2 separate regions of the Homo sapiens genome follow, and region 2 is linked to region 1. A link is an interaction called in ENCODE POLR2A ChIA-PET data of the cell type or tissue named here. Cell type or tissue: HepG2. All regions are shown on one strand. Each heading gives the region's core, and the rest is flanking DNA. Links, peaks and the distances in the headings are about the cores only.

Region 1 (5,372 bases), core at 293-5,292:
TTTTTTCTCTTAATTCGTGGTTCTTTGGTACTGTTCCTTTTATTGTAAACTGCCACAATTATTATTATTATTGGAACTGGCACAATAGAAATAACACCACCATTCTTACCTCAAAGGTAATAACATTCATTAATGATTTCTCATTTGGGCTCCAGTAACACTGTGAGGGGATCAGTGCGTTGACCCTCTATGTGGAAGTTATCATTTTTGCTGCTGATGACAATGAAGCCCTTCACGTGTGTCTTGTTAGTTTCCTTTTGGTTGGTTTTTAGTAAAGATGGAGAAGTGCTCCCTGCTGCCACTTCTTAAACGACCAACGTCCAGGTTTGCTGTCCTGTCTTACTCGTTTGATTTTATAGCTCTGCAGTTTCTATTGAAGTAGACACTCCTAACACAGGGGTAGGTGTAAATGTGATACCTTTGGGAAGAGGCACTTAGTCCCCGAGGTCCTTGGAGTTGCTCCAGCTCTCAAGGAGGAGGCCAAAGGTGCAGCGTCTGGAGCAGCTCTGACTGGGGTGAAAGGTGAGGAGGAGATGACCTGGAGTTAGTGGGTCTCTCGAATAGTGATGGACCCAAGTGAGTGGTTTCCTGTTGCCCTAGGAACAGATGGAAATATTGAAAGGAACTGCTGTCAGCTTGAATTTAGCCTGGGCTGGGGAGGTAGACACCGCTCTCAGCCAAGCTCCTTCCCTTGGCCGGCCTCGGCTGCCCCGGGTACAAAGTGAGACGTCGGCCTAGATGCTTTCTGAGAGGAGTCCCCAGCTGTTACATTCTGTAGGCCCCTATACAGGAGACTGTGCTTGGGATCAGCCTGCTGGGGCTGCAGGGACCCTCCCTGTGCTTTGCAGGTGTTTGTCCCAGAGATGGCAGCGCGGAGGCAACGCGTCCAACTCCTGCACCGTTCTCTCCCTGCTCGGAGCCCCCTGTGCCTTCATGGGCTCAATGGCTCCTGGCCATGTTGCTGAGTAAGTCCAGGAGGGAGAGCCCACTGGGGAAGGCCTGCCTGCATCATTGTGGGAGAAGAAGGATGTATCCACCCTGGGTGGATGGGGGATTAGAAATGGGTTGTGTCCAGCAGAAACGCGGGGAGGGGGCATGGCGGAGCACCAGACGCCCAGCCCTGCCTTGGCGTGGCCTCTCTGCGGTTCGGGGGCTGATGCTGCCCCTGTGAAGCTTTCCTTGCCACAGCTTGTTTCCTGGACACTTCTGGAGCCTGCTTCAGCCTCTTCCTTTCTCCTTCCTTGCTTCCTGCAGACTCTGCGGTGGATGTGCCTTTGCCTTATCTTAAGTCCCTTATCCTGGCCATGCTTGAGGCAGAAGGCAGTTAGGGACACGTGGTACCCATCCTCCCCCAGGTCCAGGCCCACAGTTTCTGTCCCAGTTGAGAGGCAGGGCTGGTGCTCATGTCCCTGTTGTTCACTGAAGCAGTGAGAGTACCCTGTTCAAGGACACCCTGAAGCCACATGCTAAAGCTGGGCTCAGAACCCACACCTCCCAGTTCCCCGGCTGTCAGGGCTATAGCCCTAAATGGCTCATGCACGCCCTCCATGTTGGCTGCTGCAGGGACCTCAGAGCCCTTTGACCCCTGGCGCTGCCGACTCAGCAAGCACTTATCGGGAGGTGAGGCCCACACTTTGCACACTGTGGGCACGGGGGCAGGCTGCCAGGTTGCTGGCCTGTGAAGGGCAGCCCTTTGAACCCTGGTTTGAAGGGGGCTGCTGGCAGAGTCCAACCACCTGAGCTACAGCCAAACTCCCTGCCTTGATGAACTGGCAGGAAGAGAATAGAGGGAGAGAATCTGCCCTGTGAGATGGGACAGGACGGCTCAGAACCAAGGGCTGGTGACTCATTAAACCTCTTTAATAGCTCCTTTCCTCTGAGCTAGAGGCAGGACTGTGGCTCTGGCTTAGGATGGTCGACTCTCCTTTACATAGCAATCAGGCCAATGGGTGGTTTATTCAGAATTCTCCCCATGTGCTCGACAAACATTTAGAGAGCACCTACCATGTCCCAGGCACTGGGGTGCGAAAGTTATTTGGCAAACCAAACCATATTTCCAATGCTTTGGGAAAGTTACTATTTAAAGGAGTTGTAAGTCAAGGGATGATGCCCTGACTTGGTATCTTTATGCAAATCTGTATTATCCAGCTTTGGTGTTGCTGAAAGCGGGCTCTGGCCAGGTGAGAAAAGCCAGGATGGTGGCTGGACTGCTGGGCATAATTGCCAGTTCTTGAGCACAGAACAATGCCTGTCCATAGAGGGCTGGAAGGGCTGGGGCTGACCTCCTTGTCCTTGCCCCTGGGCTCACTCTGCATGGAGGGCATTCCAGGAGAGAGTTCTGGACCAGGCCCATACTGAGTGGCATCAGGCACGGGGAGCCAGCTGATTGCCCAGGAGGGTTCACCTGGCTGCAGGAGGACAAAGCAGTGAGCTGGCTCACCAAGGCAGCACCACTTCCAGGCTGGGCCTCCTGGAGGCAGGCAGAGAGTGAGAGGAATCACAGCATTAGGACTGGGAGGGACTGAGAGAGGACAGCACCCTGGATGAGCTTGTGGAGGACAGCTGGGGGCAAAGTATTGCCTTGGAGATTAATTATTAATCCTGTTTGGGCATTGCAGGAAACAAGCCACGGTGCCCCCACATGCTTGGTTCAAACAGTGTACAGGTTCTAGGGTCCTGTCTAGCTTTATGAACAGGAGCAAATCCTTTCCAGCATGAGTTGGACTGAAAAACAGAGTCAGGATCGGAGCATGCTTCAGCCAAGACCTAAAAGGATGGCCCTTAGTGTTTCTCTCTCTGAGCTCCAGGCTCTGCACTCCTGCATCTCCTGCCCTGTTGCACTGCCTGTGGCAAGACTGTGATTCCCAGTTCTCTCCCAGCCCCCTTTGCTTGCACCCCTGCCTTTCAGGGTCCCTAGTGGCCCTGCCAGCTACCCTCCAGTCCCCAAAACCCTTGTCGAACTGCACCCCCTTCGGGTTACTCCGCCCTAGCAGTTTTGTCCTGGATGACCTCCGCCGCTATTCTGTGGACCTACGCTACACAGTCTTTCAGACCACAGGCTCCGTCCCCATCGCCACGGTCATCATCAACGAGGCCAGTGGTAGCCGCACCATCCTATACTATGACAGGTTTGTACAACTGTCTGTGCCTTGCCAGCTGCTGCCGCCGCCACCAAAACTCCCAGAACAGGACTCTTCTTCTCTTAGAGGCTCGTGTGCTCCAGCACCCTCTCCCCACTCCTTTTGGAGGTCCAGACCACTTCCAGGCTCTAATCTGTGTCTCCTTGCCCTTTTCCTGGCCCGGCCTCCACCCTAAGCTTCCTGGTGGCCGACTTCAGGCGGCGGGGCGTGGACGTGTCTCAGGTGGCCTGGCAGAGCAAGGGGGACACCCCCAGCTCCTGCTGCATCATCAACAACTCCAATGGCAACCGTACCATTGTGCTCCATGACACGTAAGGCCCCCGGGCCTCGCCCTGCTACAACCCACCAATCAGTTGGCTCAATCAGTTCCCTCACTCGCCACCATGGGCATCCCAACTGCCCCCCTCTGTGGCTTCTGTGTACCAGAAGTTGCTCCCCTGCCAAAATGTCCAGTGATTTCCTAATTGCTTTCAATTAGGGGAAAAGTGAGGTGGGAAGGGATGGGCTTTGCTGTGCCTGGTGACTTGGCCTTGGTCAACACCAAAGAAGGGCAGGCAGGCCTATATAAACTGTAATTTATTAAGTGATTCCTCCATAATTATTAAATCGTTAATCAGCAGCTTGGCTGTGGGTGCGGGGAAACTGTTCTCAGGACAGAAGGGTGGGAGATGGGATTCAACCCTTCTTAAGAAGGGCTGTGGGGGGGTGCCCACTGGGATTTCCAAAGTCAGCCCCAGAGTTGCCAGCCTGCAGCATGGCACCAAGGAGCTGGGGTTTGGGTGTGTAAAAGAGATCAGCCCCCCAAAGTTTCCAGCATGATGAAGCCAGGCCACACACCATTCACAGCCATTGCTGAAGGAGGGGAAAGGAAACATGGGGTCAGCAGATCAGGGTCATCTAACATGGTGCTGACCTGGGGGAAGGGGCTATCCCTCCCTTCAGGGTCCCAGGCCACTCAAGAGAGGCCCCATGGGCCTAGACACTTCTTATCCCTTGCAGACTCCCTCCTGCAGGATTTTAGAGGTTTAGTGTACTAAGAACCTAGTACGTGCCAGGTACTGTTATGGCTGAGAGGGCCCAAGCCCAGCAGCCCTCAGGTTCAGGCTGTTCCTACGGCCCAGCCTGACTGCCGGACCTGGAGGAGGGGCAGCCATCCCTGGGCTTCATATGTGCAGTGAGTGTGAGTAGGCAGGCATATGTGCTACAGGTGACCTTCGCATTGGGCAATCCTAGTCAAATGCTTGTTAAGCAACAATCCGTAGTAACCCTGATCAAGGACACAACATAGCTATTTACAGGAGAGGAGCTCTGAGGAGAAATGTTTCTTGCCCACTGGCCTCAGTCCAGGCACATTCACACACATTACCTGCAACTGCAGCAGGCTGCAAGGGGGCTGGGGGTTTCAGCCCCATTTATCAATGTGGAAGTTGCCTCCCAAAGGCCCGGGCAGATCACACAGCTATAGTTAAGTGGAAGGACTCGGCTACAGAACGTGGAGCGGGGACTTTGGCTGAGTTGAGGTCTCTGGCTCAGGAGGGTCAAGGCAGACCTCTATCGGGAGTCCCCTTTCCTAAACCGGCCAAACACAAACTCTTCCTCAAGTGCTACCTTGACCTCAGGGTTGCAACGGGGAGCTATTAAACGCAGGACAGGGGTGCCATAGGTAAACCCCAACGCTGGGGCGCCAGAAGTGAGGGGGACCAGACAGCCCAGGCAGGGGGTCGCGGGCTTTATACTTTCCCAGGGCTCTGCCTGTGGGAGCCGTGTGCTGCTGCAAGGGATTCTGGGAAGTGTAGGCTTGGCGCTCTCAGTGCATTCTGGGAGATGCAGTCTCCAAGGCACACAGACCTTGCCAGTTGACATGTGTTGCAGTTCAGTTTACCGAGATAATTTAATCACAACCTCAAACTCAGGAAAGGGCACCCCAGCAGACTGTAACAGGGACAACCCTGGAGCTGAGCCTGAGAATCCTGTGCTGTGGATCCAGCTTCCTGTCATGCTGCCAGCAGTGCAGGCACAGGGTCCACAGCTGCCAGTTAGAGATCCTGGCTCTGCCTGACCCCATCATGCTCCTTCTTCTCTGTCTTTTCCATCCTGTGACCTAGGAGCCTGCCAGATGTGTCTGCTACAGACTTTGAGAAGGTTGATCTGACCCAGTTCAAGTGGATCCACATTGAGGTAAGCCCTGCCTTACCTGTGTTTCAAGGGGCTCAACCTGCCAGCCTCCTCCAC
Region 2 (5,372 bases), core at 303-5,302, 83 kb after region 1:
TCCCACTCTACACTTCATCTGAACACTGCTGGAAATGAATACACGATTGTGTTCACTGGCCTGCCTCAAAATTCTCAACCAAAAATCTCAAATAGGCACTCAACACTCTGTGGCAATCTTCCCTGATATGTTTTCTTTCTTACATTCTAACACATTTATTTCTCGCCTTCTTTTTTCTCCTCAGAACCTCTCAGCTTGCCATCACCACGTACTTCATGACAAAAACAAGAGCAATCAGGCAGTAATCCCCTGTTTTCAGACAGGCTGCAGTGAGCTGTGGTCGCACAAGGCTGCAGTGAGCTATGGTGGCGCCAGGCTGCAGTGAGCTATGATTTCACCAAGGTGCAATGTGGCTGTTACCACAGCTACCCATTTCCCAGCTGGCGTGTCCAGGCTCACCATGGGTGATGCGCCCCTTCCCACCAGAGGCCTGTTCTTTTCTGGGGCCAGAATCCCACCCCCTCTTGCTCTTCCAAAGGGCCTCACTCCTAAAATTATTCCCTCTGCCTTCTGCATCCTCAGCTTCTCGCCCTCCACTGGATCATTTCTCTCACGTATATTAGCATGCAAACACTCTCTAGCATGGCATCTCCCATTAAACAAAACTCCTGACCCCACTTCCCCACCTTAACTACCACCACATTTCCCTGGCCTGCTGCATAGCAAAAAAATTTAAGTGCTCTCTATTATTGCTGTCTCCATTGTCTTTCCTCACTCACTCACTCCAATCAAGAGCCCATCTCCAGCTCACTCCTACAACAGCACTGGTAAGGTTATTGGTGGCCTCCCTTTTGCCAAAGCTGATGTCGATTTCTGTGGTCTTGTGTCGCTATGTTTTTGTGTTTTGGGCATCATTTGATTTCACTACTCCATCTTTTCTCTTCTTTCCTTTTTTTTTTTTTCTTTTGAGAGACAGGACCTTACTCTGTCGCCCAGGCTGGAGTGCAGTGGTGTGATCATAGCTCAGTACAGCCTGGCAGCTCACTCCTGGCCTCAAGCAATCCTTCCACTTTGGCCTCTGGCATTACTCCCAGCTCCATCCTTCTTGAAACACTTCTCTAGGTTTCCTAATCAACTCAGTCTTCTTCCTGGCTCCTTCTCCCCGTTCTACTTCTTTTTTTTGTTTGTCTTTGTTTTGAGATGGAGTTTCGCTCTTGTTGCCCAGGCTGGAGTGCAATGGTGCGATCTCGGCTCACTGAAACGTCCGCCTTCCGGGTTCAAGGGATTCTCCTGCCTCAGCGTCCCGAGTAGCTGGGATTACAGGCGTGTGCCACCACGCCTGGCTAATTTTGTGTTTTTAATAGAGATGGGGTTTCTCCATGTTGGTCAGGCTGGTCTCGAACTCCCGACCTCAGGTGATCCACCAGCCTTGGCCTCCAAAAGTGTTGTGACTACAGGCATGAGCCACCACACCCAGCCCTCCCTGTTCTACTTCTAAACCTAAAAATAGTGTGAAGAAAATCAGCAAGGCAAAAATCACTATCAGCATAATCAAAAGGCAAGTGTCAGACTGGACAACAGTATTTGAGCTCAGGTCATAAACATAGGGATAATCTCCCTAATATTTAAAGAGCTCCTAGAAATCATTAAGAAAAAGACCAAAACCCCATAGAAAAATGGAGAAAGAATATAAACAGACAGATCTCAGGAAGGGAATACAAATGGCCAGTTAGCAACACAAAGAGAGAGGCCAGCTCATTAATAATAAAGGGAAGTGTAGATTAAAGCTACACTGAAATACTGTCTCATAGCCAGGCACAGTGGCTCACACCTGTAATTCTCAGCACATTTGGAGGCTGAGACGGGTGGATCACTTGAGGTCAGGAGTTCAAGACCAGCCTGGCGACCACGACGAAACCCTGTCTTTACTAAAAATACAAAAATTAGCTGGGCACAGTGGCGCGCACCTGCAGCCCCAGCTACTTGGGAGGCTGAGGCAGGAGAATCACTTGAACCTGGGAGGTGGAGGTTGCAGTGAGTTGCGATCATGCCACCGAACTCCAGCCTGGGTGACAGAGTGAGACTCCTTCTAAAAACAAAACAAAACAAAACAAAACAAAAAAAACCCATCTCACCTATCATATGGATAAAAACTCAAAGTTTGACAACATGCTCTATGGGAAACAGTTCTTTCTCATATTTTGCTGTGACAGTAATGTGAAAAGAGATTTTAAATGGATAAGACGAAAAGTACAAAGCAGTGTGTATTTTATGCTACCAGATCATACATCATTTCTGTTTTATTTGCATAAGATACACACACACACACACACACACACACACACACACACAAAACAATAAAAAGCAGTTACTTGTTCTAGTGGAAACTGGAGCAGATGGGGGATAAGGTGAAAGTGAGTCTTGTTTTTTTTTTTTTTTTTTTGAGATGAGGTCTTACTATGTTGCCCAGGCTAGAGTGCAGTGGCATTATCACAGCTCACTGCAGCCTTGAACTCCTGGGCTCAAGCAGTCCTTCTGTCTCACCCTCCCAAGTAGCTGGGACTACAGGCGCCACACACCACCAAGAGAGTGAATCTTTCAAGTGTATGCCTTTTTAGGTTATTTGACTTGTAAACTATATGAAATGTATAATTTTTTTTAGTTTTTTAATTTTTTTTTTTTTTTTTTTTGAGACAGAGTCTCGTCCTGTCACCTAGGCTGGAGTGCAGTGATGCAATCTCGGCTCACTGCAACCTCTGCATCTCAGGTTCAAGCGATTCTCCTGACTCAGCCTCTTGAGTAGCTGGGACTACAGGCATGCACCACCATGCCCGGCTAATTTTTGTATTTTTAGTAGAGAGAGGGGTTCACCATGTTGGCCAGGCTGGTCTCAAACTCCTGACCTCAGGCGATCTGCCCACATCAGCCTTCCAAAGTGGTAGGATTACAGACATGAGCCACCACACCTGGCCAGTTTTTAAATTTTTTATCTTTATGAGACAGTCTCACTCTGTTGCACAGGCTGGAGTACAGTGGTGTGATCGCGGCTCACTGCAACCTCTGGCTCCTGGGCTCAAGTGATCCTCTCACCTCAGCCTCCTGTAGCCTCCCTCCTGTACCTGGGACTACAGGCACATGCCACCACACGCGGCTAATTTTTGTATTTTTTAGTAGAAACAGTGTTTCATCATGTTGCCCAGGCTGGCCTTGAACTCCTGGGCTCAGCAATCCGCCCGCCTCAGCTCCCCAAAGTGCTGAGATTACAGGCATGAACAACCGCACCTGGCCAATTTTTTTTTTGTTTTGTTTAATGAGAAACAAACAAATATGAGTTCAAAGAGTTTCCTGGGGAAGTTTTTCTGTACAATAGTTCAAAGAACACAGAGAAATGCGTTTCATCTTCAAAGGAAGTTAGGGCATTATTATAAGCAGGGTGTGTAGATCCTGAATTGGACTTTAGTCCTGTACCATTCGGAGGTGATCATGATGGCCTGGATGGATGTTTATGATGACAGGCACCAGCATCACCAAGCATGCATTGATCTATTTGAATACTTTCCACCAGATCCATGACTTGGCCATGTACTGATTCCGATTTTATCAGCACGTCAGCTAACACCGTTATCTGCTTTAATCACAACTTTTACCAGAAGCATTGGCATCAGTTGGACGCTTCTAGCTGCTAGGCAGAACATACTCAAACCAAATAGCTTACACAATAAGGACAGCCATCATTTCACATAAGATGATGTCTGGAGGCCAGGTGGTCCACGATTGGCTCAGAGCCTTGATGAAGTCATCACAGATCCAGGTCCACCGATGAATTTGTCTTTCTGCCTTGCTATCCTCAGCAGGTTGATGATGCTTTCACTTTGGGTTTCAAAATAGCTGTAGCAATTCCAGACAATATGTGAAGATATGACTTGATCCAGCAAAGGAGAACAGGAGAAAAGGGGGTGCTTCTTCTCATGCATCTGTTTTTATTGGAATAATATAGAAATAAAAACTTCCTGACGTAATTTTAAGACAAAAATATGCTATATAAGTAACTGTATTACTAATTTTTTTCTTCTTTTTTTGTTTTTTGAGACAGGGTATCCCTCTGTCACCCAGGTTGGAATGCAATAGTGTGATCTCAGCTCACTGCAGCCTCCACCTCCTGGGCTCAAGCAATCCTCCCATCTCAGCCTCCAGAGTAGCTGGGATTACAGGTGTGCGCCACTATGCCCAGCTGATTTTCAAATTTTTTTTTGTAGAAATGGAGTCTTGCTTGTTGCCCAGGCTGGTCTCAAACTCTTGATCTCAAGTTATCCACCCATCTCCACCTCTCAAAGTTCTGGGATTACAGGTGTGAGCTACCTGCCCGGCCTGTTTCTTAGTTCTAATAGTATTTTTGGTGTATTCTTTGGGATTTTCTATATACAAAATCATGTTGTATGCAAATGCAGGTGGTTTTACTTCTTCCTTTCCAATTTGGATGACTTCTATATATATTTTTCTTGCCTAATTGTTCTGGCTAGAACTGCCAGTACAAGGTTGAATAAAAGTGACAGCAATAGGCATCTTTGTTTTATTCCTGATCTTAGGGAGAAAACTTCAGTCTTTCATCATTAATTATAATAGTATTAACTGTGAGTTTTTCATAAGTGCCTTTCATCAGGTTGAGGAATGTCCCTTCTATTCTTAGTTTGTTGAGTGTTTTTATCATGAAAGGGTGTTGGATTTTGTAAAATGCTTTATCTGCATCTATTAAGATGATCATATGGTTTCACCCCTTCATTTCATTAATGTGGCATAGCACATTAATTGATTTGCATATGCTGAACCACAGTTGCAATCCTGGGATAAATCCCACTTAGTCATGGTGTAAAACCCTTTTTGTGTGCTGCTAGTGTTTTTTTGTTGTTTTTTGTTTTGTTTTGTTTGTTTTTAGAACCTGTGTTCAGCCAAGCTGCTAGTTTTTGTTTACTAATATTTTTGAATATTTTTGCACTGTATTCATAGGGGATGATGTTCTGTAGATTTCTTTTCTTGTGATGTCTTTGTCTGATTTGGGGCAGGGGGCAGGGAACTCACAAAGTGCCAAAAGGGGAACACCTTCAGATTTGTTTCTGTTGCCCTAAGTCATAGAAGCTGGTAAGAGTGTGATCAATATACAAGAATTCTTTTTTTGGTTTCATTTTTTTTCTTTTTTCTTTGTTTTGTTTTGTTTCGTTTTTGTTTTTTTTTTGAGACAGAATCTTGCTCTGTCACCCAGGCTGGAGTGTAGTGGTGTAATCATGGTTCACTGCAGCCTTGACCTCTTCTGCCCTAGCCTGGATAATTTTTTTGTTTAATTTCTAGTAGAGATGAGGTCTCACTATGTTGCCCAGGCTGGTCTCAAACTCCTGGGCTCAAGCAAACCTCCCACCTCGGCCTCACAAAGTGCTGGG

The links. Peaks named below come from ENCODE experiments on the same cell type or tissue, not always from the same donor. Only the 100,000 strongest peaks of a DNase experiment are listed, where the experiment ranks them.
Region 2: POLR2A ChIA-PET joins it to region 1 with 10 read pairs; 10 of 35 experiments call an interaction of 5 or more read pairs at or near these places.

What each region holds. Positions count from the first base shown.
Region 1 is chr2:27,091,484-27,096,855 of GRCh38, forward strand. It overlaps KHK (ketohexokinase), which reads left to right. Exons shown (of 8, transcript NM_006488.3): 2 at 849-965; 3 at 3,317-3,451; 4 at 5,246-5,318. Among named protein-coding and RNA genes, the nearest start is that of KHK, 7.4 kb to the left of the region's middle. RefSeq lists enhancers at 1,126-1,711, 1,712-2,297. In HepG2, for the core only: a CTCF peak has its summit at 2,512; DNase peaks (open chromatin) are centred at 1,608, 2,588, 4,368 and 4,948; H3K4me3 peaks cover 1,418 bases.
Region 2 is chr2:27,174,524-27,179,895 of GRCh38, forward strand. No RefSeq gene overlaps it. Among named protein-coding and RNA genes, the nearest start is that of TCF23, 28 kb to the left of the region's middle. In HepG2, for the core only: no CTCF peak of the experiment used is centred there; a DNase peak (open chromatin) is centred at 3,418.